2 separate regions of the Homo sapiens genome follow, and region 1 is linked to region 2. Evidence: read pairs that join two places in POLR2A ChIA-PET (ENCODE). Cell type or tissue: PC-3. All regions are shown on one strand. Each heading gives the region's core, and the rest is flanking DNA. Links, peaks and the distances in the headings are about the cores only.

Region 1 (15,937 bases), core at 5,404-10,403, 56 kb before region 2:
CCTCTAGTCCCAGCTACTCAGCAGGCTGAGACAGGAGAATTGCTTGAACTCAGGAGGCGGAGGTTGCAGTGAGCCAAGATTATGCCACTGCACTCCAGCCTGGGCAACAGAGCAAGACTCGGTCTCAAAAAAAAAAAAAAAAAAAAAAAAAGTGCCACTGGAGGCTGGGCACTGTGGCTCAACGCCTATAATCCCAGCACTTTGGGAGGTTAAGGTGGGTGGATCACTTGAGGTCAGGAGTTCAAGACCAGCCTGACCAACATGGTGAAACCCCGTCTCTACTAAAAATACAAAAATTAGCCAGACATGGTGGCAGGCACCTGTAGTCCCAGCTACTTAGGAGACTGAGGCAGGAGAACCAATTCAACCCGGGAGGCAGAGGTTGCAGTGAGCCGAGATTGCACCACTTCACTCCATCTTGGGTGACAGAGTGAGACTCTGTCTCAAAAGGAAAAAAAAAAAATTAAGCACTGAATAAAATTTGTAAGTATTGAGCTGGGTTCAGTGGCTCACACCTGTAATCTCAGCACTTTGGGAGGCTGAGATGGGTGGATCGCCTCAGGTCAGGAATTTGAGACCAGCCTGGGCAACGTAGTGAAACCCCATCTCTACTAAAAATAAAAAAAAATTAGCTGGGCGTGGTGGCGGGTGCCTGTAATTCTAGCTACTAGGGAGGCTGAGGCAGGAGAATTGCTTGAACCTGGGAGGCGGAGGTTGCAGTGAGCCAAGATCGTGCCATTGCACTCTAGCCTGGGCAACAAGAGTGAAATTCTGTCTCGAATAAAGAAAAAAAAATTTTGTAAGTATTGGACACTAATTGGGTAAAACTTTTTACCTGATTAAGAAAACATATTAATAATAACATATGAATACTTTTTTTCAGTGACATTACATAAAATACTGCTATATAGGATCATAAATCCCAAAATTCAAGTGTGAACTAAAATGGATCTCAGTAGATTAAAGCACAGTATTTGGGCTAGTTCTTTAAGATGTATTTTTATCTACTATTTGAATAACTACTGAATGTGTGAGCTTCTGATATGGTAGTTTTGTTTTCTGTATTACTTAGATAATTGATTTTCTTCTTGTCAGATGCTAACATCAGAGAAGTTGGCCTTGAGGGGGCATTGTTGATCTTACTAGACAAGGAGACAGATGAGAGATTATGCCATGATATCAAAGAGACTTTAAATTATATGCTTACATCTATGGCAGTGGAAAAACTCTCCCTGTGGTTAAAGCTTTGTAAAGATGTACTTGCTGCATCAGCTGGTAAGTATTGGACATTATCAGTTAAAATAATAAAATTGAAATTTGAAACTTTACATAAAATTGTTTACCACTGAGAATTCATCAGTCTTGTCTAACTAGCTGGATTCTGACTGTCTGATTGTTGCTTTTCTTCAAATGAAGATTGTATTTCTAGTGTTTTAGAATTCTCTGTAATTTGAACAATATAAATCCAATACTTAAGCCTGCTCTTTTTCCCTTTGGCTGTCTTAGATGACTTTCCTATATAAAACAAATTAAAAAGTAAAGTTATTGTTTATGCCCTAAAAGGTGTGACTTGATGTATATTGTTCCCATCATTTCTTTTCATACATACAACAAATATTTGAGACCAGGTGTGGTGGCTTACCCCTATAATCCCAGCACTTTGGGAGGCTGAGGCAGGCAGATTGCTCAAGTCCAGGAGTTTGAGACCAGCCTGGGCAACGTGGCAAAACACCATCTCTACAAAAAAAAATTTTTTTTTTAATTAGCTGGGCCTGGTGGCTCACACCTGTAGTCCCAGCTGCTCGGGAAGCTAAGATGGGAGGATTGCTTGAGCCCGAGAGGCAGAGGTTGCAGTGAGCCAAGATCACACCACTGCACTCCAGCCTGGGCAACAGAGTGAAACCCTGTCTCTACATACATACATACATACATACATACATACATACATACATATGTTCATACATACCCACCCCACCCCTCGCACCGTATGAAATTACTTAGTCACCATAAGAGAAAGTTATACAAAGTTATGACATTTTGAGCAAGCCAGTTTCACTACATACAATAATGTTAATTTCAAGTAGTATTAGAAAACTGTTATTACCCTAATGTCTTTAGTAATACAAGATAATTGTTCATGAGAAAGTATATTCAAATCTTTAAAATTTGTATCCTTGGAGTAAGAGAGAAAATAAATGAGAGGAAGAGAGAAGAGAAAAACCAGTTATTTTCCAAGAACTGTATATAATTTATCTGATTTAAGCCTTTAACCCATTCTATGCATAGACAATTTTATTCTGTTTTATAGAAGAGAAAATAGGCTTGGAGAGGTAACCTGCCTGAAGACATAGACAGATTCAGTCCTACGCCTACACAACTTTTAAAATCCACAAGCCTTCCACTGTACTTCAGTGCTCCCAACTCAGTTGCCCAAGCCTTAGAATTTAATGTAGCTCTCATGTCTGAATTGTGTGATAGGAGAAAAGTTAACACCAAATTCCTGGAATGTTTTGTATTCTCTGCTCTGACTATCTTGATTCTTATTGGTCCCTCTTCCAATGGTTTACACTGGCTGTTTCAACTATTACGCTTTACATATTTTATTTTTCTAATTTTCTCTTCTGTTCCCCACTACTCAAGAAATTGCAAGGACTTCTTTAAAAGAAAATGTCGCCTGAGCCCAGGTGTTCGAGGCTGCAGTGAGCCATGATTGTGTAACAGAGCAAGATCTTGTCTCAAAAAAAAAAAAAAAAAGAAAATACATGTGTGCATAGACTGATTACATTTTCCTGGTGTCTCAATTATCTTTTTTAAATTTTGCATTCATACTCCCTGAGCTTGCTCAATTTTATCTTGCCATTAATTCTTCATCTTCTGAGGTTTGGCTCCATACCTTCTCAGGAAAACACCTTCCAGGCTCTGTTAACTTGACCATAACTTTATTTGTGACATGTTTGGTATTCTAACGTGCAAAAAAATATTGACATACGGGATAATATAAGAAAAGCAGTTTGGTTTGTTTCATAGCATTAGTTCCATTTTCAGTTGTTAAACAGTTTGTAAGTGTAACAGTTAATAAGTAGAGGAGATAATTCACTACTCAGTGACCAGCTATCATTACACCTTTGATACTGTAATGGTAGCAATGAGTCTATCCTAAGAAAAATATTTTCAGACAATTTCAGTAGATTCAGGAACCTCCTGAAATCCATGCAAGGCTCCAGTGTTAAAACAGCCTTCCCAATGTATCCCACCCACACCCGAGAATTTTGAGTCTCCTTAAGTACATCCATCTACTTGCAGGGGATTGATAATTATTTCAGTATCTACTATTGTGTTTGTTTGTTTTTTTAAATATTTTTTATTGTGTTTGTTTTTTACTTTGAGTATAATTTAACAGCTTGGTCATTTTGACCTGGAACAGTTCTTAACAGCATCTCCTTTAGACAGCTGTTTAGTTGTATGTAGTTATTAGACCTAATTATTTGATGTTATTAAAAAGATGATTGATCAGTAGCAATTGATAGTTGAGCAATTCTAGTCTGAATTTGAAGTCATTTTTTTGTTCCTTTTGATATATATATATATATCTTTCAGTTGATTATAATTACATATGTTCTCCTTTAATAAAAGATTTTACAGCTGTAACTTGTGTGGATACAATGCAAGAAGAAGAAGGAGATAAAGGGGATGATGCCTCAGTCCTGACCACCAGACGTGATGAAAAATCCCATCCTTTTACCAATCCCCGATGGGCTACTAGAGTCTTTGCTGCTGAATGTGTCTGTAGGATAATTAACCAATGTGAGAATGCTAACAGTGCACATTTTGACATTGCTTTAGCACAAGAAATGAAAAAAAGAGATTCAAGAAGTAAGTGACATAGTGATGAAAACACCAAATGATATGTGTAAAAATGCTGTCTGCTTATGGTTTTAATATTTAAAATATTAAAATATTTTTTTAAAATGAAACTAGCCAGACACAGTGGCTCATACCTGTAATCCTAACACTTTGGGAGGCTGAGGCAGGAGGATCACTTGAGCCCAGGAGTTTGAAACCAGCCTGGGCAACAATGAAACATTGTCTCTATTAAAAAAATTTTTTTAATTAGCAAGGCATGGTGGCATGCACCTATAGTTCCAGCTACTGGGGAGGCTGAGGCAGGAATATCACTTGAGCCCAGGAGTTTGAGCTTGCAGTGAGCCGTGTTCACATCACTTCATGTTTAAATACATTTTTAATGGTTAAGCTTCTTATATTGGCATTCACTTTAATGAGCAGGTGCAATGCATTAAGTTTATAGAAAATAATTGGTTCTTGGGAAATAGTATGAACATTTACTAGTTCTCAAAAATTATTTCCTGGTTTGTAACTTGGGCCAGTTTTTGCTTACAGATTATTTTAGTATCATAGATATTAACTAAAAAACATTTGAGCCTTTCTCAGTGTTAAGTAAACCTGATTGTAAGACCATTTTGACCACCTCTTACTGTTTAACTGTATTATTTTTACCTATTTATGTTTGCCTTTATGGTTTGATGTCTGATTTTTTAAATTCACTTAAGCTCATATGTTCAAAGACACAATACATATTTGTGTTTTTTTTTTTTTTTTTTTAGACAGCATTTCACTCTGTCACCCAGGCTGGAGTGCAGTGGCATGATCACAGCTCACTGTAACCTCAACCTTCCAGGCTCAAGCAATCCTCCCACCCCAGCCTCCCGAGTAGCTGGGACAACAGGCATATACCACCATCCCCATCTAATTTTTTAATTTTTCTGTAGAAGTGAGATCTTATTATGTTGCCCAGGCTGTCTCAAACTTCTGGGCTTAAGTGACTCTCCCACCTCAGCCTCCCAAAGTGCTGGGATTACAGGCATTAGCCACCACACCTGTCCACAGTGCATATTTCTAAATTCCTTAGAAGTATTCTTTACCAGACAAAAGAATTACAAAGCAAAATGTTGCTGTTGCCAGTCTGAGTATGAATTAGGTATCTCTGGTTTAATTATTTTTAAGTATGCATTTATTGAGTCTCTTGTGATGAGCACTTTGCTAGATACTTTACAGTTACAAAATTTACATACTGTAGATACTTAACTGATTCCTGTGCTCTCAGTTAAAGTTGTAGTTGGCATTTACTAAGACGTGATTTCTTCTGTTAAATGATTTTCTTATATCTCTCCACAGGAGATATGTTATACCAAACAATGTGTTGTAGGAATGAAAGGAATTACCATTTATCATTTCTACGACTAGAAATGTTTTTTATACTCCCACCATTTGTATGTTTGGCAGTATATGTAAAAATAAGATATTGTCGTTCATAGAAAGAGCCGCATAAAACTTTTTTTTAAAGGAACATTATGTCTTAGCTTCAACCTGACATAAAGAAAATAAATTTCTGCTTAATTAGTCAAAGCCCAAAGTCTCCTCCATACCAACTAATGTACTTTTATCATAAAAGCTGAACAAAATTTTATTGAAGATACTATTAGGACACTTAAAAAATGCTAATTCTGCCCTGAGTAGCTGGATATACTTACTAGCTTTGGGACAGTTTTCTTGTGTGTATTTGCAGTGTACATTAAATCCAGCTTTAAAGTCTCTATTTAACAAACAGCAAAAACAGTATATCAAGTCAGAGGTACTTAAAGGAGGAAAAATTATCACTTAATGTAAGTCTTAGTTCCAGCACATTTTTTTGATATTTTCTAATCTTTTTTTCTCCCAATATGTTTTTTAATCTTATAGATGACTTTTTGGTACTGCATCTTGCTGACTTAATTCGCATGGCTTTTATGGCTGCCACAGATCACAGTGACCAGCTCCGTCTTTCTGGCCTTGAAATGCTGTTAGTTGTTATTCGGCGATTTGCAACTGTTCCAGAACCAGAGTTTCCAGGTCATGTGATTCTGGAACAGTATCAAGCCAATGTAAGCACTTTCTTTTAGAGAATTTTATTATTAAACACACAGATAAAAAGTCTATGAGGCCAGGCATGGTGGCTCATGCCTGTAATCCCAGCACTTCGGGAGGCCAAGGCGGGTAGGTAGCTTTGAGCCCAGGAGTTCAAGACCGGGCAGCATGACGAAACCCCATCTCTACCAAAAATACAAAACTAGCTGGCATGGTGGAGTGCACCGGTAGTCTCAGGCTGAGGTGGGAGAATCACTTGAGCCTGGGAGACGGAGGTTGCAGTGAGCCGAGATTGTGCCACTGCACTCCAGCCTAGGTGACAGATCCAGACCCTGTCTCAAAAAAAAAAGTCTGAAACTGTCTGAGGATGGGAAAGTTAAAAAAGAGGAAGAAGAAAGGGGGAAAGAGAAAGGAAGAGAGGAAGGAAGGGAGCAAGGGAGGGAGGGAAGAAAGGGGGGAGGATCTGTCTATGAACCGAATTGGGATATCACCTCGTAAATGAGTAGGTATCTCTGCTAACGTATCACCAGTATATTCCATATATAGAAAGTACATGTGTTTGAAGAAGAAATCTTTCAGCTAATATTTTATAAAGCTTCAAGTAAAAGCAAAGTACATAAAACATGTCTTTTGGGCAGGGCAGTATGCCTGTAGTCCCAGCTCCTTAGAAGGCTGAGGCAGGAAGATCACTTGAGCCCAGAAGTTCAAGTCCAGTCTGGGCATCATAGGGAGACCTCCATCTCCAGAGAGGGGGAAAAAAAATGGCCCTGTTAAAGAAAACAAAAATAAAAAAACAAGTGTTTTGTAACTTTAAAGGTTGATTTTCCGGGTGGGGGAAGCTGAGTGCTGAGACCAAGGGCTAAAGCTGGGAGACTGAAAAAATGCAGACCACCGGGGTATTACTCATTTCTCCAGCTCTGATCTGCTGTTGTACCAGGGGTCTAATCAGGCCTGTGTCTGCCTTCTCCTTGAATAGCCCAGAGAATTCATCTAAACAGCCTTCCTACAGCAGCTCCCCACTCCAGGTGGCCAGACGGGAGTTCCAGACCAGTGTTGTCTCCCGGGACACTGACACAGCCGCCAAGTTTATTGGTGCTGGGTCAGCCACAGTTGGTGTGGCTGATTCAGGGGCTGGCATTGGAGCGGTGTTTGGCAGCTTGATTATTGTCTATGCCAGGAAGCTGTCTCTCAAGCAGCAACTCCTCTTCTATGCCATTCTGGGCTTTGCCCTGTCTGAGGCCATGGGGCTCTTCTGTTTGATGATCTCCTTCTTCATCCTGTTCGCCATGTGAGGCTCCGTGAGGGTCACCTGCCTGTCCCTGCAGCTGCAACTCCGCGCCATTCCTGGTGCTGGGGTGTGCTAAGCTTTACCATTAAACACAACGTTTCTCTAAATAAATAAATAAATAAATAAAGGTTAATTTTCATAATATATATAACCTCTTTCATTTATTTTCTAGACTTAGGAAATGATTCAGATTTCTGTGGGGTTTGTGTTGTTGTTGTTTTTGAGACAAGGTCTTACCCTGTTGCCCAGGCTGGAGTGCAGTGGCATGATTTTGGCTCACTGCAACCTGAAGTAGCTGTAACTACAGCCACACGCCACCACGCTCGGCTAATTTTTGTGTTTTTTTGTAAAGACAGGGTTTTACCATGTTGCGCAGGCTGGTCTCAAACTCTTGGGCTCAAGTGATCTGTCTGCCTCCACCTCCAACGTGCTGGGACTACAGGCATGAGCCACCAGCCCCAGCCCAAGGATTCAGGTTTCTATTACTGGTTTTGTAATCTTTTTAACTGATTATTTGACTGGTCCATTGAACAATTTAAGAAGAACAAGGAAGATAACAAAATCATTAGCTGTCTTGTAATCCTCTAGCAGCATTCATCCAAGGAGATCTCTCATTATTATTCAGAAGCAACTTCTGATGGCTAGCAGTTAGGGAGACCAGAGCAGTTCATCAGTTGATTAGCAGTCTTCATGACTTCGTTCAGCTAATACCAACATATGCTTAGGGACAAAGCAAAATGAAGGGATTAAAGTTACGTAGAACTGTCATATTAGAGGCCGGGCGCGGTGGCTCATGCCTGTAATCCCAGCACTTTGGGAGGCCGAGGTAGGCGGATCACCTGAAGTCAGGAGTTCGAGACCAGCCTGGCCAACATGGTGAAACCCCATCTCTACTAAAAATACAAAAATTAGCCAGATGTGGTGACAGACGCCTGTAATCCCAGCTACTCCGGAGGCTGAGGCAGGAGAATCACTTGAACCCAGAAGGTGGAGGTTGCAGTGAGCCGAGATCATGCCATTGCACTCCAGCCTGGGGGACAAGAGTGAGACTTTGTCTCAAAAAAAGAAAAAAAAGAACTATTATATTAGAATGAAATATTATAATTCAACTTAATTAAGAGGAGTTCTGTTATATTTTTAGCCCTCTTACAATCGCAAGTGCTAGAAATACAATTAGAACTCAAGCAGTAAAGGAAAATTATTATTAGGAATCTCTTAATTGTCTCTGCTTTCTTCCACAGTGGACTTATTCTCAGGTTTATTCTCTCCAAGTGATATCAAGATGGCTCTCTTAGCACCCAGGGCCTCAGAAAGATACAGTGCTTCTTTCCCAGTACTCCCAGTGAAAGTCTTGAGAGCCTTCATTATCCCAGCATGAGTCCCTGGAGCCAGGCAATGCTGTCAGCTCCAAAACAACAATATGGATTAAGAGTTGGGGAGAGGCTGGGCACAGTGGCTCACACCTGTAATCCCAGCACTTTGGGAGGAGGCAGTTGGATCACTTGAGGTCAGGAGTTGGAGACCAGCCTGGCCAACATAGTGAAACCCTGTCTCTACTAAAAATACAAAATTAGCTGGTTGCGGTGGCAGGCACCTGTAATCCCAGCTACTTGGGAGGCTGAGGCAGGAGAATCACTTGAACCTGGGAGGCGGAGGCTGTAGTGAGCCGAGATTGCGCCACTGCACTCCAGCCTGCCTGGGCGACAGGGCGAGACTCCGTCTCAAAAAAAAATAAAGGGGGAGAGAAGATCGTTCCCCGAAGGTAAAATTGGGATGTTGTTATCTAAAAACAGGGGAAGATACACTGGGTAGACAAAACAACAGCTGTCCATAATACCTGTTATAAATAAATAATTTTAAAATAACATTAAAAAGAGGGAGAACTTGTGCTGTCTTACTTCTTGATGTTTGATATGTCATGTAATTTCTTGCCAGGTAGGAGCAGCGCTTAGACCAGCCTTCACTTCAGAGACACCACCTGATGTCACTGCCAAAGCATGTCAGGTAAATGGTTAAAAGATGAAGCTTAAGAGATAATCTTGGGAAGCAGTCCTCCAGTTAGTATTTTTTTACCAATGTTTTTTCTTTATGGTTGTCTTACCGTCAATCATAGCTTACACTTTTCTTCTTAAACTTACTCTTCCTTTTTGATAACTGCATGATAATCCACTATATAGATATGTTATAATTTATTTAACCAGTTCCATATTGACGGACATTGGGTTTTTTTCTTTTGCTATTAGAATAGTGCTGTATGAGTGACCTTGTGCATAGGTCATTTCACTGGGTGTAAGCATATCTGTGAGATAAATTCCCCAAAATTGAATTGATGGATTCCCCCAAAATTGAATTGATGGATAATTGATGGATATTAGAGGTGTTTACCATTTAAATTTCCACCAGCAATGTTATACAAGTACCTGTTTTGCCACAGTCCCAGCAACATTGTGAGTCATCAAACTTTTACATTTTTGTCTATACGATACAATAAAAAGTCTGTCTCAGGATAGTTTAGATTTGTATTTCAAGTGAGATTGAGCACTTTTTCATATACTTAAGAGCCATACAATATACAATTTTAAACAGTTGCTTTTCTCAGACTGCGTTGTCAGACACTTAATATCCAGCCCTAGGCCAGGTACAGTGGCTCACGCCTGTAATCCCAGCACTTTGGGAGGCCAAGGCAGGTGGATCACTTGAGGTCAGGAGTTAGAGACCAGCCTGGCCAACATGGTGAAACCCAGTCTACTAAAAATAGCTAGGCGTGGTGGCAGGTGTCTGTTGTCCCAGCTACTCAGGAGGCTGAGGTGGGAGGATCACTTGAACCTGGGGGAGGCAGAGGCTGCAGTGAGCTGAGATCATGCCACTGCACTCCAGCCTGGGCGATAGAGGGAGACTCCATCTCAAAAAAAAAAAAAAAAAAAAAAAAAAAATCTAGCCCGGGATGACCTGAACTAATTAAAAGCAGGACTGGCATGAATAAATTAATTATAAGCATAGTGGGAAAAACTAATTTTAGTCAGTTCTTTCAACTTTCTTTTATTTAATTGTACTTGGGAAATAGTTGAGTGCTTTTACTATTCAGAGAACTACATTAAATGTATGAATCTCTAATTTATTATAACTTTACTATGTGTGTTCTTGCTGTAAGCCACTTGAAATATTTTGTGAGATGAGACAAGAACTAAACAAATACACAGAAGAGGAAAAATAAGTTTTCCTTAGAAAAAGAGAAATATCAGCTGGACACAGTGGCTCATTCCTATAATCCCAACACTTTGGGAGGCGCAGGCAAGTGGCTCACTTGAGTTCAGGAGTTTGAGACCAGCCTGGGCAACACGGGGAGATCCTTTCTCTATAAAAAAATAAAAAATTAGCCAGATGTGGTGGTATGTGCCTGTGGCCCTGTCTACTCAGGAGGCTGAGGTGGGAGGATCCCCCTGTGGAGGTCAAGGCTACATGAGCTGTAATGCCACCACTGCATTCCAGCCTGGGCTACAGAGCAAGATCCTATCCCAAAAAACGAGAGAGAAATATCATGGCACCTGGAAAAACCATAGCTTGAGTAAATGTTTTGCATTGTAGAATTAATGATGTTTTGTTTTTAAGATTAAAATTACACTGTCTTCAAAACAATCAAAATTTTTGTTGGGGTTTTATTATTTCATAGCTTCATTTCTCCATATTAATACATCTAGAAATGTTTAATTTATATACTCATTAGCACTGATTTCCTTGCTTCAGCCTTAGACTTCGTTCCCTTTGGAAATGCTGACTTTTGACTATCATTATCAGTCTCCTTCCATAGGATTTCTCGAAAGCAATAGCAATATAGTCTCAGTGACTAGATTCTTGAAATGTGAGTGAGCTCTGCTGAACTCACAAGGGAGATTTTTTTTTTTAAGAGATGGGCTTTTTTTGTTTGTTTTTTGTTTTTTAAGAGATGGGGTCTCACTCTGCCACCCAATCTAGAGGTCTAGATACGTGGCTCAATCCTAGCTCACTGTGGCCTCACACTCATGGGCTCATGCAATCCTCCTGCCTTAGCCTTCTGAGTAACTAGTACTACAGGTGCACATTACCATGCCCAGCTAATTTTTGTATTTTCTTTTAGACAGAGTTTTGCCATGTTGCCCAGGCTTGTCTCAAACTCCTGGGCTCAAGCGATCTGCCTGCGTCACCTCCCAAAGTGCTGGGATTACAGGCATGAGCCACCACACCCAGCCAAGGGAGATACTTATAATTTTAAAATATAACTTTTAATTTCTTGAAAACTAGGTTTGCAGTGCCTGGATAGCAAGTGGAGTTGTAAGTGACCTTAATGATCTCCGAAGAGTTCATCAGTTGCTTGTTTCATCGTTAACTAAAATACAGGCTGGAAAAGAAGCTCTAAGTCACTTATATAATGAAAGTGCTTCTACCATGGAGATCTTAGCTGTGCTTAAAGCCTGGGCAGAGGTTGGTATTTCTTAATTTGTAACTGGAATTTTGGAAGTTGTTAATAAACACCTTAGGCCATAAACTGAAATTTACTGTTTAAAATGAACTACAAATAAGTTCATTTTTAAGGTTAAACAAAAAGAATTCCAACATGTGATGTATTTATATGTTAATATGTTAGTCAAGCATTTTAAAGAGTCTTCCGTAGTCTATTATCTCCTACTTTAAGCAGTGCTACTTATGAGCCAGAGAGACTTACAGTAGCCAGTGGAAATCAACATTTATTGAATCCTGAATTATTGGAAATTTGGGTCTCCTTGTATCTTCTATCAACTCTGTAGCATGTAATGCTTTCTAATGCTCTTTCGTAGAATGATTTTTGAATAGTAAGTAGTCGTTATTTTATTTTCCAAGGATAAAGAAATCTTACAGTAAGATGCTTATTTACTTTCCTAATAAAGGAGAAAGCTATAGTATTTTTTAATTTACTATGCAATGTTTAAGCATTTGCAAAAGTAGACCTAATAGTATTTATAATGAATCTACATATACCCATCACCTGGCTTCAGCAGTTACCAAACATGACCAATCTTGGTTCACATATAATTTTTTTGTAGACAGAGTCTTGCTCTGTTGACGAGGCTGGGGTACAAATGGAGCAATCTCAGCTCACTGCAGCCTCCACCTCCCAGTTTCAAGTGATTCTCGTGTCTCAACCTCCCAAGTAGCTGGGACTACAGGTATGCATCACCACGCCCAGCTAAGTTTTGTATTTTTAGTAGAGATGGGGTTTCATCGTGTTGGCCAGGTTGGTCCTGAACTCCTGACCTCAAGTGATCCACTCTCCTCTGCCTCTTAAAGTGCTCGGATCACAAGCATGAGCCACCACGCCTGGCCCAGTTCACATACCATTTTAATGAAGGTATGTAATCTCAGATTTCATCTAAGAGATTAACCAACATGTACAAAAGGGTTTCCTCCAGTAGAGGTATTTTAAACCTGAAAGTTGTAGAATCTTTATTTTTGTCATTATTTAGCACAACCTTCATTAGGAAGTAGTTGTGCCTAGATTCAATAAACTGGGTCTGGCCAGGTGCAGTGGCTCATGCTTGTAATCCCAACACTTTAGGAGCCCAAGGCAAGAGGATTACTTGAGGCCAGGAGTTCAAGATCAGCCTGGGCAACATACTGAGACCCCATCTCTATATAAAATTTTAAAAATAAATAAATTAGGCCGGCACGGTAGCTCACACCTGTAATCCCAGCACTTTGGGAGGCCAAGGTGGGCGGATCATCTGAGTTCAGGAGTTCGAGACCAGCCTGACCAACATGGAGAAACCCCGTCTCTACTAAAAATAAAAAAAAAATTAGCCAGGCGTGGTGGCATATGCCTGTAAATCCCAGCTACTCGGAAGGCTGAGGCAGGAGAATTGCTTGAACCCGGGAGGCAGAGGTTGCAGTGAGCCAAGATCGCACCATCCAGCTTGGGGAACAAGAGCGAAACTCCATCTCAAAGAAAAGAAAATAAATAAATAAAATAACCTCAGCGCGGTGGCTCACGCCTATAATCCCAGCACTTTGGGAGGCTGAGGCGGGCAGATCACTTGAGGTCAGGAGTTCAAGACCAGCCTGGTCAACGTGGTGAAACCCCATCTCTACTAAAAATACAAAAACCAGCCAGGCATGGTGGTGCGCACCTGTAATCCCAGCTACTTGGGAAGCTGAGGCAGGAGAATTGCTTGAACCTGGGAGGCGGAGGTTGCAGTGAGCTGAGATGGCACCACTGCACTCCAGCCTGGGTGACAGGGTGAGACTTCTTCTCAAAAAAATAAAAATAAAATAAAATAGACTGAATCTACATCTCTGTGCTTTTGCTTAAGCCTGTTACCTCCTCATATTATTTCTTCAATAAAGATAAATAATGACTGACCAATATATATCTGGGAAGTCTGGGGCAATACCATAGAATCTATAATCAAACACATTAATGTTTGAATATTTATACTGTGTTGTGTATATAGATTTAAATGGCCTCACATAAGTTCATCAGTTTTCCACCAGATTAGTTTGCCAAAAACTTAGGTTTTTTCAGAGCTTTTTGGATTTTAGAGTTGTAGATAAAGGGATAGTGCATGTTATACACTGTGTTGCTTACTTTAACATTCTATAATCCATATTAAATCTATTTGTGTACACTTTTTATAGAGCTTTAGTGATACATTTGAATGAAAATATATTCAGTATTTCAGTTAAGAGATGGCTACCTGTAGCTGTATGTTAAGATGGATTATTAGGCCATACCAGGCTTAGTGAGAAAGAGTGCCGTGATATAATATTATGATTGTAAATGTGAGAAGTGGCATCATATTTACCAGATATTTGTTATCCCTAATGCATCTCATTGAAGATAGTATTTTTGACTCTTTCTACCCCAGTTTTCTGTGTGTAGTTACACAGACAGGCCTTCTTGATATCACAGTGCATTTCAAGTCCAGTATGCTCAAAGGTAAGTCTGCCTCTTCAGGAAGATATAAAAATTTTATAGCACCTTTTCAGCAGATAAAAGATTTTCCTGTTTTTAAATTAACCTTTAACAGGTCTACATAATTGCTGTGCAAAGACATAAAAACCACAGACAACCTTTGAAGACTACCACCTGTTTAGAAGACGGTATCAGAAATGGATCATGTTCATCAGATGGACTGCTTGACTTAGTCTATGCAGATCTTGGCACACTAAGCAGACTCTGGCTTGCTGCACTTCAGGATTTTGCTCTTTTAACTTTGCCTTCAGAATTTGCCTCCCAACTTCCTGCTGAAGGTAAGGAGATAAAATACTTAGATAATTCCTAGAGTGACAGTAACACATTTTCTTTTCTTTTTTTTTGTTTTTGACAGGGTCTTACTTTGTTTCCCAGGCTGGAGTGCCATGGTGCAATTTTGGCTCACTGCAACCTCTGCCTCCTGGGCTCAGGCGATCCTCCCACCTCAGCCTCCCAAGTAGCAAGGACTACAGGCACACACCACCACGCCTAGCTAATTTTTGTATCTTTTGTAGAGATGGGGTTTTGCCTTGTTGCCAGGCTGTTCTCAAACTTCTGTAATCCCAGCAGTTCGGGAAGCTGAGGCAGGCAGATCACTTGAGGTCCTGAGTTCGAGACCAGCATGGCCAACATGGTGAAACCCCATTTCTACTAAAAACACAAAAGTTAGCCAAGTGTTGTGGTGAGTGCCTGTAATCCCTGCAACTCGGGAGGCTGAGGCAGGAGGATTGCTTGAACCCGGGAGGCTGAAGTTGCAGTGAGCTGAGATCGTGCCACTGCACTCCAGCCTAGGTGACAAGAGTGAGACTCTGTCTCAAAAAAAAAAAAAAAGGACACACCCACCAGCAACTTGTTTTCATTTCTCCACACTGTATTATCATACTTAATAATTTTTGCCAATCTGATGGCTATGAAATATTTCATTGTTTTATTTTCTTATTTCCTTGATTAAGAATCTTTAAGTTGTTTCTTCCATAAATAATGTAGTCATAATCTTTGCCCATCTGCTATTTGGTATTTATTTTGTTGTAAGATACAATGAATCTTTCTGAGTTTCTCTTCAAAAGATTTAGCCTTTAACTTCCTTACCCTTTGTTCTCAAACTCAACTTTCTTGTTTCTCCTTGCCTCTACTTACTGTAAACAGCCTACCCTCTCCCTGTCAGTTTTAATTGATAACTCACATCTGTTCCTTTGGTTACCTGTACCCATTGTCCTCCCGAAACTGCACGTCCCACATGCTCCACCACTGGACCTCACGTCCCCCTCCCTTCCATATTTAGAAAAATATATACAAGTGGCCATTCGGGTCAGCTCAGATTGTGCAGTCCACAGCCCATGGGGGAAGAACACAGAGATACAGATCACATTAGGATATAAAAACCCCCTTGTCTCCTTTGTTTGGTGTGCACTTGCGATCTTGATTGATGCGAGTGACACCCTTTTGCAAAAGTAAATTGCCTTGCTGAGGAAATTAAAATTATATCCGAGTGCTGTTTCTTTTGCAGCATCAGAAATTCATTTATAACAATTGTTTTCTTCCTGATTGTTTAATCTTTTTTATATATATATATATACACAACACTATTCGTTTGTGGTTGCATGTCTTGTAAGTATTTTCTCTCAGTCTGTAACTTGTCCTTTTCTTTTACCTTTTTTAAACTAATATAAGCTGGGTGTGATGTAGTACACCTATAGTCCCAGCTACTCAGAAGGCTGATGTGGGAAGATCTCATGAGCCCAGGA
Region 2 (15,937 bases), core at 9,014-14,013:
GCTTGGCTTTTTTTTTTTTTTTTTTTTTGAGATGGAGTTTTGCTCTTGTTGCCCAGGCTGGAGTGAAATGGCATGATCTTGGCTCACCACAACCTCCACCTCCCAGGTTCAAGCAATTCTCCTGCCCCAGCCTCCCGAGTAGCTGGGATTACAGGCATGCACCATCACGCCCAGCTAATTTTGTATTTTTAATAGAGACAGAGTTTCTCCATGTTAGTCAGGTTGGTCTTGAACTCCCGACCTCAGGTGATCTGCCCACCTCAGCCTCCCAAAGTTCTGGGATCACAGGCGTGAGCCACCATGCCCAACCCCTTTTTACCTTGCTTTATATATAACCTTTAAATAAGCTTTGAATCAGACAAAACTTTTTCACCTTTTTAAAAGGACACACATTTTTTCAGAAAGAATGTTTTTCTACAATATAATTTTATTGGAAAATACCCAAATAATAAAATACCTATTATTTATTATTATTATTTTGAGACAGAGTCTCCCTCTGTCACCCAGGCTGGAGTGCAGTGGTGCAATCTCAGCTCACTGCCACCGCTGCCTCCCAGGTTCAAACAATTCTCCTGTCTCAGCCTCCCAAGTAGCTGGGACTACAGGCACCCACCATCATGCCTGGCTAATTTTTTTTTATTATTATTTTTAGTACAGACAAGATTTCACTATGTTGGCCAAGCAGGTCTTGAACCCCTGACCGCCCACCTCAGCCTCCCAAAGTGCTGGGATTACAGGCATGAGCCACCATGCCCAGCCATATTATTTAATTTAATATAACTTTAGATTCTAAGTTATGACAAGTTTGTCTACAACTATCCCATTGTATTTACCTAATTATTTTATTTTCATTATTTACCTAGATTACTTATGAAAACTGTGATAGTCATCATTTAAAGTTATGGAACCATAACTATGGAACTGCAAAATTATAACTGAGACAGTGAAAAAGATCTGACCTAATTGACTTCATCTTGCTTCTAACCTCCAAGCTGTCCTTGTTCATTCCTGGGTATAGGCCAAACTAACTTTGGGAGGAACCTAGTTTATAGTTTAGCTTTGAAACGACATTAACAGTCCTTTCCCAAACAGATTTTAGAGCTCTTTTTCCTTAATGTAAATATGCACAAAGACCATATTAGTTCTATTTTACATAAACTCTGGCAAGTAGAGGTGCCATAAAACCTATGGATTACTTGAAAGGGGGCCATTCTCCTTGTTTTCTCCTCATTCTTAGATGATTTGTTTCCTACTTATTTTCCTAAAAGGAGGAACTGAGCTGTAGCCTAAGGTTTTTGAGTGGTAGATTGATGTGTACTGCTTGTGGGCAGGACTCCACAGTGTGTCACCACTGAGTCATTTCCACCCTCTTATGTATCTCAGTTTCTCTCTCCAGAGTTCTATGACCTCTGAGAGAGCTCAAAACACTGGGTGATCAGCCCTCATATGCATTTCCTGGACAAGCTTTTTCTTTTTCTTTTTTTTTTTTTTTTTTTTTGAGGCAGAGTCTTGCTCTGTCACCCATGCTGGAGTGCAGTGGCATGATCTCAGCTCACTGCAACCTCCACCTCCCACATTCAAGTGATTCTCCTGCCTCAGCCTCCTGAGTAGCTGGGATTACAGGTACCTGCCACCACACCCAGCTAACTTTTGTATTTTTAGTAGAGACAGGGTTTCACCATGTTGGCCAGGTTGGTCTCAAACTCCTGACCTCAGGTGATCCGCCCTCCTTGGCCTCCCAAAGCGCTGGGATTACAGGTGTGAGCCACCACACCCGGCTGCCTTTTTCAAAATTAATTTTTGTTGGGGATTTCCCTGTAGGGCTGCTACACATCATCTGGGGGGTCAATCACCCAGACACTCCCATGAGCCCCCCGGTCACCCAGGGGCACCATTTGTCTGGGAGGAGCAAAATGCCTTTCTCTTTCAAACTGAGAAAACTCAGTTTCTCATTTACCTATGAAAACAACAGTTCAGTTCCTCATGCAATTGTTCACAGACAAGCCAAATCGAAATTAGTTTTGGGATAGAGAAGATCCTTTAGAATGCATCTCCAAACTAGAATTAGGATCCTTAAACAACGACTTCCTAGGAGGAAAAAAAAAAAAAACAGCCAGGCACAGTGGCTCACGCCTGTAATCCCATCACTTTGGGAGGCTGAGGTGGGAGGATCACCTGAGGTCAGGAGTTCAAGACCAGCCTGACCAACATGGAGAAACCCTGTCTCTACTAAAAATACAAAATTAGCCAGGCATGGTGGCACATGTCTGTAATCCCAGCTTCTCAGGAGACTGAGGCAGGAAAATTGCTTGAATCCAGGAGGCAGAGGTTGCAGTGAGCTGAGATCACGCCATTGTATTCCAGCCTGGGCAACAAGAGCGAAACTCTGTGTCAAAAAACAACAACAACAACAGCGAAGACCACTTCCTGTAAACTGTGCTCAGCCACCCTTACCTTTCTAGCTCTCATCTGCCATTTCACATGCCAGGGTCAAATCCTCTCACAGTACAAGGTCATCTCTGGTTACCTGCAAAGCCAAAGAGGTCAGCTCATGTAATACAGGAAAACAGAGCTTTAGACCTAAGAAGAATCTGCCCAGGACTCTTGAAACACCACAAGGAAAACAGAACACCCCAAAAGGGATGAGTGATGACTTTGTTCTGAATTCTTTAAAGGGGTTCAAGTTATTAGAAGCCTTCTCTAGATTTTCTGATACTACAGGTGGCAAAGAGGGAAGGAGGTACAGGGCGGAAGAAAAGTAAATGAAAGAACATTTCATTTTTTAAGGAGGAAGCAAACACAGAAACCAAACACATGGGTTGTTTTTTTTTCCTCTTTTGTAGCTGCAAGGAATTTTAGCCAAATTAGAGAGGCTTTGGAAGTCCCTCTTGGATTTGAGGAAGTCAGGTAGACTTGGTCACTGAGTGCTCTAATGGTAAGGAGAAATTAAGACCAGCTGGTTGTTAAACTTTAGCCAAGACAATTCAGCTACTTACCTAGGGATGAGTCTCAGGCTGAAGACTGCTCTCTACCATCCTTGAAGCAGGAAACACTTGAACTCGTCTTCCCTGCTGGGAGCGAGCTCAAACTCCATAAAGGAGCCTGCCTTCCAACATCAGCAAGAAATCTTGCATTCCTTGTTGGAAGCAAGTAAAACAAAAAAAAAAAAAAAAAAAAGGTGTTGGGGGGAGTTGTACAGCAAAATAAACTTTAGATCTCAACCAAATTTTGGGAGATCAGGGGTCCTCTGGAGGGTGTGCTCCCAAACCTCAGCAATTTGTCCTGTTGGTTTAAGCCATAAGGTTAGGTCATGCTGGTACCAAGCACCGATAGGAACTTCGTCAAAGATCAGGTGCACCTCCACTCAGAATCCCTTCGTGGTTACCAAAATGTGAACCCGGCATATGTGAGACCGGCCTCAGTTAATTTAGATAGTTTATTTTGCCAAGGTTGAGGGCACACACCCATGACACAGCCTCAGGAGGTCCGGACGACATGTGCCCAAGGTGGTCAGAGCACAGTTTAGTTTTATCATTTTAGGGAGACATGAGACATCAATCAGCATATGTAAGATGAACATTGGTTCAGCCTGGAAAAGAGGACAACTCAAAGCAAAGGCGGGGCCACTCGAAGCAGGGAGGGGGCTTCTAGGTCATAGGTAGATAAGAGAAAAACGGTTGCATTCTTTTGAGTTTCTGATTGGCCTCTCCAAAGAGGCAAGCAGATATGCATTTATCTCAGTGAGCAGGTGATTTTGAATAGAATGGGAGGCAGGTTTGCCCTAAGCAGTTCCCAGCTTGACTTTACCCTTTAACTTAGTGATTTTGAGGCCCCAAGATTTATTTTCCTTTCATAGCTATGATAAAAAAAATACAGACAATACAAAGAATTGGGGAGGATGTAGAAAAATTACAACCTCTGTACATTGCTGATTTTTTTTTAATTAACAGAGAAAATTTTATGTATTGTGTAGAACACAATGTTTTGAAGTATATATACATTGTGGAATAGTTAAATCTAGCTAATTAACAAATGTGTTACCTCACATAATTATCACTTTTGTGGTGAGAACACTTATCATCCTCTCCATTTACCTTTTTTCTTTTTTCAGACAAGGTCTTGCTCTGTTACCCAGGCTGTAGTGCACTGGTATGATCATAGCTCACTGCAGCCTCAAACTCCCTGGGCTGAAGCAATCCTTCCACCTCAGCCTCCTGAGTAGCAGGGACAACAGGTGTGCACCATGACATCTGAACACTCTATTTGCATTTTTTTAGTACACTATATTGTCATTAACTGTAGTCTCCATGCTGTATAATAGGTCTCTAAATGGTAAGAAATTAAACATAATTATGATATGATCCAGCAATTCCACTCCTAGGTATGAAAAAATTGAAATGTTCACACACAAACTTGTACATGAACATTTATAGCAGCATTATTTATAATAGCCAAAAAGTGGAAACAACACAAGTGTCCATCAACTGATGAGTGTATTAACAAAATGTGTTATATCCAAACAGTGGAATATTACTCAGCCATAAAAATGAATGAAGCATTGATACATGCTACTAATGCAGGATTTTTCTTGGCCCCTTTGCCAGGTTTGAAGCAGCAGACATCCCATCTGCTTGGCCCACCGGGCCATGTCTGGCTTGCACTCCAGCCCATGGCTCCTGCTGCTGCTGCTGTGACTACATGCTCAGCCCCTGGCAGGAGAGGATGTGTGTGTGAGTGAGTATGGGATCTGACCAGCCATTCCAAACTTCAGCACAGGAGTGGGCTCCATGCAGTGCTTGCAGCTGGACGAGGTGTGTCCTGCCACATCCCAAGGGGATGCAGTGGTGCCCAGGCAAGGGTGCCTACAACCCTGAAGCCCCAGAAGCAGTGTTACAACGTGCTAATTAGCTCATTTAGTCCCACCATCTGCAGCCTGATGGACAGCAGTGTGTTAACAGCTTGGACAGGCCCTTGCCCAGCTCTGGCCCTTGGCTCCAGGGCTGGCTTGGCCCTACCATTGCTTCCTGTGACATTGGGAGGCTGCCCTCTGCTGGTGGAGGGAAGAGGGCCACAATGTTTACAGCCTTCTGAGTACCTGTGCTTGGTGGGTCCTGAATTCTTGTCCCACATCCAAGAAGAATGAGGTCATGCTGACAATTGAAGGGTGATGAGGGCGGAGAATTTTATTGAGCGACAAAACAGCTCTCAGCAGAGAGGGGACAGGAAGGTTGGGTCATCTCCCCAGTGTGGCTGAATCTGGGGGTTTTCATAGGCACAGGATGGGGAAGGGGAGGGCCATAGGTAGTATTGGAAAAGGTAACATTTGATTGGTTTAAAAGCATTATTCAGAAAGAACCAATCAGGAAAGGGTGGGCAAACAGGAACAGAAGTTCTCACTCAGGGTCGCAGGTTTCATCTGTAACCAGGAGTCCAATCTTTCAGCCTTCAGACTATGTTGGGCTTGAAGGTGGGGTTTCACCAAGGACCCGCCCCTAACTGCCTAGGCATTTGTCTGCCTCCTGCTGCTATCACTACAGTGTAGATGAACTTTGAAAACAGAAGAAGCCAAACAGAAAAGCCTTCTTATTATGATTCTATTTACATGAAATGTCTATTTATAGGAAATGCCTGTGAATAGGCAAATCCATACAGACAGGAAGTAGATTTGTGGTTGCTAGGGGTTGGAAAAGGGGGGCATGGGAGGTGATTGCTAATGGATATGGGGAGTCAGACATAAATAGTTAAGATGAAATCATACTGGAGTAGAGTGGGCCCTTAATCGAATCTGACTCGAGTTCTTATAAAAAGAGGAGCCCCCAATGTGAAGATACAGAAACACAACACAGAGAGAAGACAGCTGTGTGAAGAAGAAGCAGAGATTGCAGTTATGTTGCCATAAGCAGAGGAATGTCTGGGGCTAGCAGAAGCTGGAAGAAGCAAGGAAACATCCTCCCTTAGAGGTTTGGGGAGGAGCATGGTCTTGCCAACACCTTGATTTTGGACTTTTAGCTTTCAGCACTGTGAGGGAATAAATTTCTGTTGCCTAAAGCAAGTTAGTTTGTGGTACTTAGTTATGGCAGCTGTGGGAAACTCATGGAGATTTATATCTCAATTTTATTTTATTTTTTTTTAGAGACAGTCTCTCTCTGTCATCCAGGCTGGAGTGCAGTAGTGCTATCTTGGCTCACTGCAACCTCTGCCTCCCGGGTTCAAGTGATTCTCCTGCCTCAGCCAACTGAGTAGTTGGGATTACAAGCATGTGCCACTATGCCCAGCTAATTTTTGTAGAGACGGGGTCTCACCATGTTGGCAGGCTGGTCTCGAACTCCCTACCTTAAGTGATCCATCTACCCTGGCCTTCCAAAGTGCTGGGATTGCAGGCATAAGCCACCACACCTGGCTTATGTCTAAAGTTTTGAAAAAGGAACCAGTTGAAAAGAAGTTAGGAGAGCAGGCTATACTTGGCACATAGTTGTCACTCAAAAAATGTGAACATGGTACACTTTGATGGAAGGAAAGGTACTGGAAACGGTGGCTTGCTTAGGTAGATCAATTTTACTATTAGATTATAAATCTTTATTGCTAAAAAATCAGTCCTATCAACAGACTGACATCCTATCTTTTTAGTCATCTTACTTAGTAATGCTATTCCAAATCCCAAAACACAAGAGATTTTGTGTTACTTTTTGTCTCTGCCTATTGATCATGGTATGGCGATGCATTCCACTGTGTGATCTTAGGAAAGCCACCTTCTTATCTGGGGTTTAAATTTCCTCACCTACAAAATGTTCTTCCTACTTCATATTTGAATAATGAGGATTAAATGAAATAGTGTATTTGAAAACACTTGGAATTCCAACTACAGAGACTCACTCTTCCAATACTACGGATTGTGGTTATCTATCTAAATTAAGCTTGACAAAGAAGTCTTAATTAAAATGACCTTAAGGCGCTGTTTACCAAACATTCCTGATTGTAAGAACCATCTGGAGATACTTATTATAAATTCCAGACCCTTAGGGCTCACTCCAGAACTACTAAATTGGAATCTTCAGAGAAGAGGCATGAAACTCTTATTGTTAACAAGGGCCCAATGTGACTCTTATGATCTCAAAAATAGAGAGCTCTTCCCCGTCAATAGCTGTTCAAATGTAGTGTGGGAGAAACATCTGAAAAGCTTGTCAAAAAAGAGAAGTGGCAGGAAATTAAAAACAAGTGCCTGGAAGAAAAAATTAAATGCCAGAAAGTAACGAAGTGTTAAAACAAACAAACAGTGGGGTTGTGTCAAGTGGACAACAGGGCCACAAGAGTGCCCAAAAGGCCAAAACTGGAAAATGAGATTATTGGATTATAACTCGAAATGTAAAATAAACGTCTATAAGTCTCTCCTGATATAAATAAATAAATGAATAAATGATGGAAATGGACCAATCTCCCATGCAGAATTCCAAATAATTTATGTAAATATTCTACCCTCAAGGAGGTGAAACTGAACTCCCCACCCCTTATGTGTGGGTTGCACATGGTGATTTCCCCTGCCAAAGAATACATATGGAAAGGGGAGAGGAAAAAGAATACTGTGGGGAAATGACAGAACTACCTTAGTGTACACTTGTTACATGATAAGAGTGGCACTTTGTGGTCTTTTTCCCAAAAACCCATAACCCCGATCTAATCACGAGAAGAACATCAGACAAACCCAAGTTGAAGGGCATTCTATAAAAAATACCTGACCAGGCTGGGCGCAGTGGCTCACACCTGTAATCCCAGCACTTTGGGTGGCCGAGGCGGGCGCATCACCTGAGGTCGGGAGTTCAAGACCAGCCTGACCAACATGGAGAAACCCTGTCTCTACTAAAAAAAAAAAAAAAAAAAAATACAAAATTAGCCAGGCATGGTGGCACATGCCTGTAATCCCAGCTACTCGGGAGGCTGAGGCAGCAGAATAGCCTGAACCTGGGAAGCAGAGGTTGGGGTGAGCCATCGCGCCACTGCACTCCAGCCTGGGCAACAAGAGCAAAACTCTGTCTCTAAAACAAAAACAAAAAACCTGACCAGTACTTTTCAAAACTGTTAAGGTCATAAAAAACAAGGAAAGTCTGGGACCAGACACGGTGGCTCACGCCTGTAATTCCAACACTTCGGGAGGCCAAGACAGGAGGGTCGCTTAAGGCCAGGAGTTCAAGACTAGTCTGGGCAATATAACAAGATCTCACCTCTACAATCAAAAGATTCTCCTGGGTTGTTGGTCTGGGTGGCTCATGCCTGTAATCCCAGCACTCTGGGAGGCTGAGGCGGGTGGATCACTTGAAGTCAGAGTTCAAGACCAGCCTGGCCAACATGGTGAAACCCGGTCTCTACTAAAACTACAAAATTAGCCGGGCATGGTGGCAGGCAGCTGTAGTCCCAGCTACTCTGGAGGCTGAGACAGGAGAACCTCTTGAACCTGGGAGGCAGAGGTGCAGTGAGCTGAGATCGTGCCACCGCACTGCAGCCTGGGAGACACAGCAAGACTCCATCTCAAAAAGAAAAAAAAAAAAAAAAAAGATTCTCCTGGCATGGTGGCACACGCCTGTAGTCCCAGCTACTCCAGAGGCTGAGGTGAAAGGATTGCTTGAGTCCAGGAGTTCGAGGTTACAGTGAGCCATGATTACATCACTGCACTTCAGCCTGGGCAACAGAAGGAGACCCTATTTCAAAAAACAACAACAAAAGACTTATGACAAAAACAAGGCAAGTCTAAAAAACTGTCATAACAGAGAGAAGCCTAAGAAGGCACGATGACTAAATGTAGCATGGTATCCTAGATGGGATCCTGGAACAGAAAAAGGAGATTAGGTAAGAACTAAGAAAATGTGAATAAAATATGAACTTTAGTTAACAAGAAAGTATCAATATTGGTTCAACACTTGTGACAAATGTACCATACTAGTAGTGTAAGATGTTAATAACGGGAGACTGGGTGTGTGTTATATGGAAACTCTGTACTATCTTCACAATTTTTCTGTAAATCTAAAACTATTCTAAATGTTAATCTTTATTAAAAACAAAAAGAAATTCTGAATCACGACACTAAGGTAAGGTCCAATAATTTGCATTTTCTTTTTCTAGAGACGGAGGCTCGCTATGTTGCCCAGGCTGGAGTGCAGTGGCTATTCAGAGGTGTGATCTGTGATTGTGCACTAGATCCTCGAACTCCTGAGCTCAAGCAATCTTCCTGCCTAGCTTCCTGAGTAGCTGGGACTACAGGCACACAGCACCAGACCCAGCCAATAATTTGCATTTCTAATCAGCACTTGTTTCCCAACTCCCTTGCTTCTGATGGATGGCCACAAGCCCATTCCAAAGTCTGCTCCCTACCTGGCCTTCAGTGTAAAGTAGAACAACTGTGAGGACGTCTGGCCACAAAGTTCACTGATTAACACTGTAACAGGTATTTGCAAAGTAGGTCATCGCAGCCTCTGTTCACCTGCGTTTTTAGGGATTAGTCAGAGGAACAGGTAACCCTGTTTCAGATCACCAGCAGGAAAAGGCGTGGTCAAATAGAAAAGCAGATAGCTGGTTTCCATTTGGGGAGTAACACCCATCTTAATGGGTGTCAAAACAGCTTAGTCACTTCTATTTTGTTTATGCTGCTCCCTCTCCAAGTACCACTTCCTTGGGCTCCATCCCAGATAAAAGAAATCAAGTGCCAAAGCACTACCTCACAAAATGAGTTGCTGAAGACTTCCACGATAAATAGGTTGTTCCTGAGCTCCTGTTTCCAATAGACATTTCTCCAATCTTTTTTATTTTTTATTTTTTCTTGAGACAGAGTCTCGCTCTGTCGCCAGGCTGGAGTGCAGTGGCGCGATCTCGGCTCACTGCAAGCTCCGCCTCCCGGGTTCAGGCCATTCTCCTGCCTCAGCCTCCCGAGTAGCTGGGACTAAAGGCGCCCGCCACCATGCCCGTCTAATTTTTATACTTTTAGTAGAGACGGGGTTTCACCATGTTGGCTAGGCTGGTCTCAATCTCTTCACCTCGTGATCTGCCCGCCTCGGCCTCCCAAAGTGCTGGGATTAGAGATGTGAGCCACGGCGCCTGGCCCATTTCTCCAGTCTTGATCCTCAGCAAGTCACATCCCTAATGCTTTGTCTGTTCTCTTATACATATAACATTGGTGCCTCTTGTAGGTGAGAAGACTGTAGCATTGAAGAGGATACAGCACTGTTTAGTTAAGTGATCATAAAGATCTATGCATCACAGACTAATGATCCCTGGTAATTTGTGCAAGTTTATAAAAAACTCAGGATCGGCCGGGCGCAGTGGCTCACGCCTGTAATCCCAGCACTTTGGGAAGCCGAGGCGGGCGGATCACGAGGTCAGGAGATTGAGACCATCCTGGCTAACACGGTGAAACCCCGTCTCTACTAAAAATACAAAAAAAAAAAAAAAAAAAAAAAATTAGCCGGGCGTAGTGGCGGGCGCCTGTAGTCCCAGCTACTGGGGAGGCTGAGGCAGGAGAATGGTGTGAACCCGGGAGGTGGAGCTTGCAGTGAGCCGAATCTGGCCGCTGCATTCCAGCCTGGGCGACACAGCGAGACTCTGTCTCAAAAAAACAAAACAAAACAAAACAAAACACTCAGGATCCAGGAGAGAAAACTGGCAGGGAAAACAGGGTAGATCTCAGATCTGGAAGGACAAAGAATACTGCCGGGAGTTAGGTTCTTTTGACCCTGAAAAACATACAACCACAAATGTCAGGTGATATTATTTTTCATCACGTGGTCATTGCCACATGGGGTGTGTGTATCTCCATGGTTACCTTCCCTTGCCAGAACTATAATGCTTTTTTTCTACCATACTCTTTCTCTAAGGACAGGAAAAGACTTCCTACTTTTTGGTGTTTACACCTATACCATATTTCTTTGTGTTCTCTGCTACTGTGTTGCTCGGTTAACCTACACACAAGGGTCTCTTCATCTTTGCACAGTCCTTCTGTTTGCTTAACCACTTGTGTTATTACTCACAAAGCTTCCCTCCCCTTCATTCTCACTGTTCTGTTCAGAATCTAGAAGTAGAGAACTGATTTCACCATTGATTCACAATGACCTTGAGTGAGATCCATTGCTAATTAGGAACAATCATATCTGTGAAAAGCGTATCCTTCGAACTCAAAAAACAACCACAACAGAAATTTCAGCACCTATTGTGTGCAATGCACTGTGGCAATACAAGAAAATTCCAGCTTCGAAAGAGCACTACACTTTAGCGCCATTAGATCTGGATTCTAATCCTAGACCTGCCACTGACAGATTTTGTTAGCTTGGGCAAGTCGGCCTCCTTGGCCTCAGTTTCTTCTCTGAAGAGTAGTTGGGCACATTGCAACCACCTGCTTCAGCTGGCACAAGATCCACAGTTTTACCAGTGAAAGTTCTGTGCCATGTGAAACTTCTCAGTACCAGGTAAGCCACATGGTCAGACCCCCCACTGGACAGGCTATCTGAGATCCTTTCTGGCTCTGATTCTTTTGGGTCTATGCTTCAGGTTCTACTCAAGGCATGCTGTGTATGCTCTCGGAGAGTGTGGACTGAGTCACAGGGAGGGAGTGGAGTGGCTGTATGCAAAGAAGCTGGAGGCATCCTGCCTCCTGACCTGTGACTCACATGGGATGCTGCAGGACCTCATTCCTAACATCTCACAGGAAGAGATCAGCTGAGAATGGTACATTCAGGCAGGAGACATTCTTGGGTTTTCCAGTGTAAAAGACATTTAAAAACAATTGACTAATGAGAGGAATGTGTAGCAAATGTTGAAGCTGCCAGTATTCTTGCAAGTGAGCCAATGACCTTTTAAGCTACATCTACAACTGACTAGTTTCTTGGCCATCATCCCAATGAAGGCTCCTTTCCCAGTTTAGACTGTATTGAGATCTGGCTTGGCAGTAAGACTTTTAGCATCCTCAGATACAGATTTATTTCAGCATGAAATCACATTAAATCAGCTTTCTAATAAAGGCCTCAAAAAACAAAAAACATTGCTGGGTGTGGTGGCTCATGCCTGTAATCCCGACATTTTGGGAGGCCGAGGCAGGTAGATCACCTGAGGTCAGGAGTTCCAGACCAACCTAAAACCCCACCTCTACTAAAAAAAAAACCCGCAAAAATTAGCCGGGCATGGTGGCACGCACCTGTAATTTCAGCTACTTGGGAGGCTGAGGCAGGAGAATCGCTTGAACCTAGGAGGCAGAAGTTGCAGTGAGCCGAGATCACACCATTGCACTCCAGCCTGGGTGACTGAGCAAGACTCCATCTCAAAAAAAAAAAAAAAAAAAAGACAGAGTGAGTGACTGTCATGGCTGGTGTTGACAATGAATCTGTTGTCCTATTTTTATGACTTTCAAGAAAAGGATCCTAGGATGACTTGGATCAAGTGGGAGACAGCTTGACACAAGGTCTTGAGCAGATCTGCAAGGGAGTGCAGTTGCTGCCAGCTGACCCAGAACTGACTCTGCAAGAGATGCAGTTTGTCACAGATTTCTGTTTAATTTAGAGGCAAACTTCATAATCACCTTGTACATTTTCTGTGTGACTGGTTTCATTTTGGCTTTATGCTTAAGTCAACTCATTTCAATCTCACCTCCTAGAATAATTTTGGCCCAATTGACTTCTCCTCAGTCATTCCTTCTTAAGCAGCTGGATCCAAAACACAGCCCAAATCATTGTTGAGAGGAGATAGAGTGTTCATGGACGGAGTCGAAAGAGCTGGATGAACACAAGCTATTTAAGGAATTAAGGAACAAATCAAGGAACTTCTCCAATTCAGCAAATTAAGAAGACAGCAGTTATTCAAGGGCTACAGCACAAATCAAGTTCAACTGGTTTAAGAAGTATTGTGTCAAATACTAACAATTTCCCCAACCGAATTTACTCCTAACCCTTTTCTGCTAGCTCAACTTTAGTACAACCTGAGAATATTAGCAAAGGAAACTTAGCCAAAAGCTCATGAGTTAATTATCTGGAGACTAATTATGACTCAAATGAAAATTCCTGTTTACATATAACCAAGATCTAGTCACATGAATATCTACAGAAGATATTTTTGGTGCTGCATGGTCACCATGGGAGAGACACCCTAAATAAGAAGGCTCTAGGCACGTGACTTGAAATTCTTTCAGTTGAAGGGTATTACATGTTACCTAATGGACTGTGAAGAAATTTAAAAATGTCGTTTGCTTTGTGCACCCAGGCAGGCAGCCAAGATTCTCATAATAGGCAAGATTGAGCCACCTGCCCTATCCCCTGGCCTTTGAATTTGTTAAGTCCTCATTCATGGGGCAGGGGGGAGACTTTGACTTCTTTAAATCCTTCCTGAGACAGTTTCTGACTAAAGGTCAGATGACACCAAAGAGATCCAATCAAAGCTGTCAATCAGAATCACCAAACTCTTGGTTGGGCTTGCCCTGTGCGAGCCAGCCAGCAGTGCTGCCCACACAAGACCCATTCTCTGGGCACCCACTGTGTGCTGGGGACCATCAGCTCTGACCCTGAACAAACCCCTCCCCACTGTTTTTTCCTGTAAGACAAGATGGAGAGTTTGTAGATGTAGTGAGTTCATGTGAAAGGCTTGCTTTTGTCAGGGATGGTCTTGTGTTTTGTGTTTCATTTTACTCTTCCTCTCATCTCCCCACCACCCCCACTTTTTTGTTGTTAATTAGTGTGGGGGTTTTTTTGTTTTTGTTTTTGTTTTTGAGACAGGGCTTGCTCTGGCGCCTAGGCTGGAGTGCAGTGGCGTGATCATAGCTCACTGCAGCTTGAACTCCTGGGCTCAAGCGATCCTCCTGCCTCAGCTTCCTGAGTAGCTGGTACTACAGGCACAAGCCCCCATGCCTGGCTAATTTCTTGTGTGTTTTGTAGATACAGGATCTCACTATGTTGTTCCAATTGGTCTCAACCTCCTGGGCTCGAGTTGTGTTTTAATGGTAAAGCTAGGTATTTTAAACCGATCCTGGTCCTCAGGGGTTCTGTTTGCTATCTCATTCTAGTTCTCTGAAAGCAGGAATTTTTGTTTCCTTAAGTTATTCATCCTGATATTAATTTGCACCCCCTACTTTGTTCCACTCTAAATCTAATGAAAATCTAAGGCACCATTCTGTAGAGAGAAAAAAAAATAAGATTCAAGGTTATGCCGACTAGGGGCAAGGAAGTCGGGATCTATCCAGACTAGAAAAATGGCATTTGCACAGAGTGTATGGGACCCACACATTCTAGGACATGTCATGTGGAATTTCTGTTGCCACCAAAAACCTTAGAGCGCCAGTTCAAGAAGAGGAAAGATGTCCCCACTTAAGCTTCCATTGTGGGCAGCATAGCATTGCATTTCACCTACATGATAAACAATAAAACGTTTATCCTCTATAGGGAGAAGAAATGGAAATTACACAACCAAAAAAATGACAGGCCATGCATGGTGGCTCATGCCTGTAATCCCAGCACTTTGGGAGGCTGAGGCAGGAACATCACTTGAGGCCAGACTGAACAACATAGTGAGACCTCATCTCTACAAAAAAAAATTTTTTTATTAGCTGGATGTGGTGGTGGTCCTAGCTACTTGGGAGGCTGAGGTGGGAGGATCACTTGAGCTTGGGAGGTAAAGACTGCAGTGAGCCATGACTGTGCCGCTGCACTCCAGCCTGGGGTGACAGAAATAGACCCAATTTCAAAACAAAAACCCAGTTGACACATACACACACACACACACACACACACGCACACACACACACACACATACACACAAAATGGCAAAAGCCCGCAATAATTGTTTCCCTTTGTATGCTTTTTACCACTTTACCAATCATCTTTGAAGACCTTTTTTTTTTTTTTCTGTCACATGGGAAGGAGACAGGGTCTCATTTTGTTGCCCAGGCTGGAGTGCAATGGTGCAATCTCAGCTCACTGCAACTGCCACCTCCTGGGCTCAAGCGATCCTCTCACCTCATCCTCTTGAGTAGCTGGGACTATAGGCATGTGCCACCATGCTCGGTTAATGTTTTAATTTTTCGTAGAGACAAGGTCTCACTGTATTGTCCAGGCTGGTCTTGATCTTCTGGGCTGAAGTGATCCTCTGGCCTCGGCCTCCCAAAGTGCTGGAATTGCAAGCGTGAGCCACTATGCCCAGTTTCAAAGAACTTATATGTCCTAATCTGTGTTGCCATAAAGGAATATCTGAGGCTAGGTACTTATTTTTAAAAAGAGGTTTATTTTGTTCACAGTTCTGTAGGCTGTACAAGAAGCACGGTGCCAGCATCTGCCTCTGGTGAGGGCCTCAGGCAGAAGTCAAGGGGGAGCTTTTGCAATAACTAATAGAGTGAGAACTCAGTCATTACCATGAGGACAGCAGTAAGCCATTCATGAGGGATCCACTCCATGACCCAAACACCTCCCACTAAGCCCCACCCACCACTATCACTGGGATCAAATTGCACATGAGGTACGGAGGGTCAAATATCCAAAATACAGTATTATAGTACATATGGATCTGATAACGATAACATTTTCCTTTATTATAGCACTGTTAAATTATAGTGATATGTTTCCAATCTTTAAAAGAATGTGTCTACAAAGTTGGTATAAAATCTTTAGCAAACTGAAGAACCTCCATCCTACTCTAAGTTTGCTGAGAGTTCTTGCTTTTTTTTTTTTTTTTGAGACGGAGTCTCACTCTGTCACGCAGGCTGGAGTGCAGTGCCACGATCTCAGCTCACTGCAACGTTTGCCTCTCAGGTTCAAGCGATTCTCCTGCCTCAGCCTCCTGAGTAGCTGGGATTACAGGCCCATGCCACCATGTCTGGCTAATTTTTCTATTTTTCTTTAGTAGAGTTGGGGTTTCGGACAGGTGCGGTGGCTTATGCCTGTAATCCCAGCACTTTGGGAGGCTGAGGTAGGCAGACCGTGAGATC

The links. ChIA-PET counts read pairs that join two places held together with the same protein. Peaks named below come from ENCODE experiments on the same cell type or tissue, not always from the same donor. Only the 100,000 strongest peaks of a DNase experiment are listed, where the experiment ranks them.
Region 1: POLR2A ChIA-PET joins it to region 2 with 7 read pairs; 6 of 35 experiments call an interaction of 5 or more read pairs at or near these places.

The regions. Positions count from the first base shown.
Region 1 is chr14:31,311,501-31,327,437 of GRCh38, reverse strand. It overlaps HEATR5A (HEAT repeat containing 5A), which reads left to right. Exons shown (of 36, transcript NM_015473.4): 23 at 1,096-1,275; 24 at 3,634-3,873; 25 at 5,758-5,939; 26 at 9,146-9,214; 27 at 11,489-11,668; 28 at 14,248-14,470. It also overlaps the pseudogene ATP5MC1P2. Among named protein-coding and RNA genes, the nearest start is that of HEATR5A, 100 kb to the left of the region's middle. In PC-3, for the core only: no CTCF peak of the experiment used is centred there; no DNase peak of the experiment used is centred there.
Region 2 is chr14:31,259,484-31,275,420 of GRCh38, reverse strand. No RefSeq gene overlaps it. Among named protein-coding and RNA genes, the nearest start is that of HECTD1, 60 kb to the right of the region's middle. RefSeq lists enhancers at 5,099-5,148, 4,944-5,238 and a silencer at 9,444-9,738. In PC-3, for the core only: no CTCF peak of the experiment used is centred there; DNase peaks (open chromatin) are centred at 9,510 and 11,690; H3K27ac peaks cover 2,532 bases.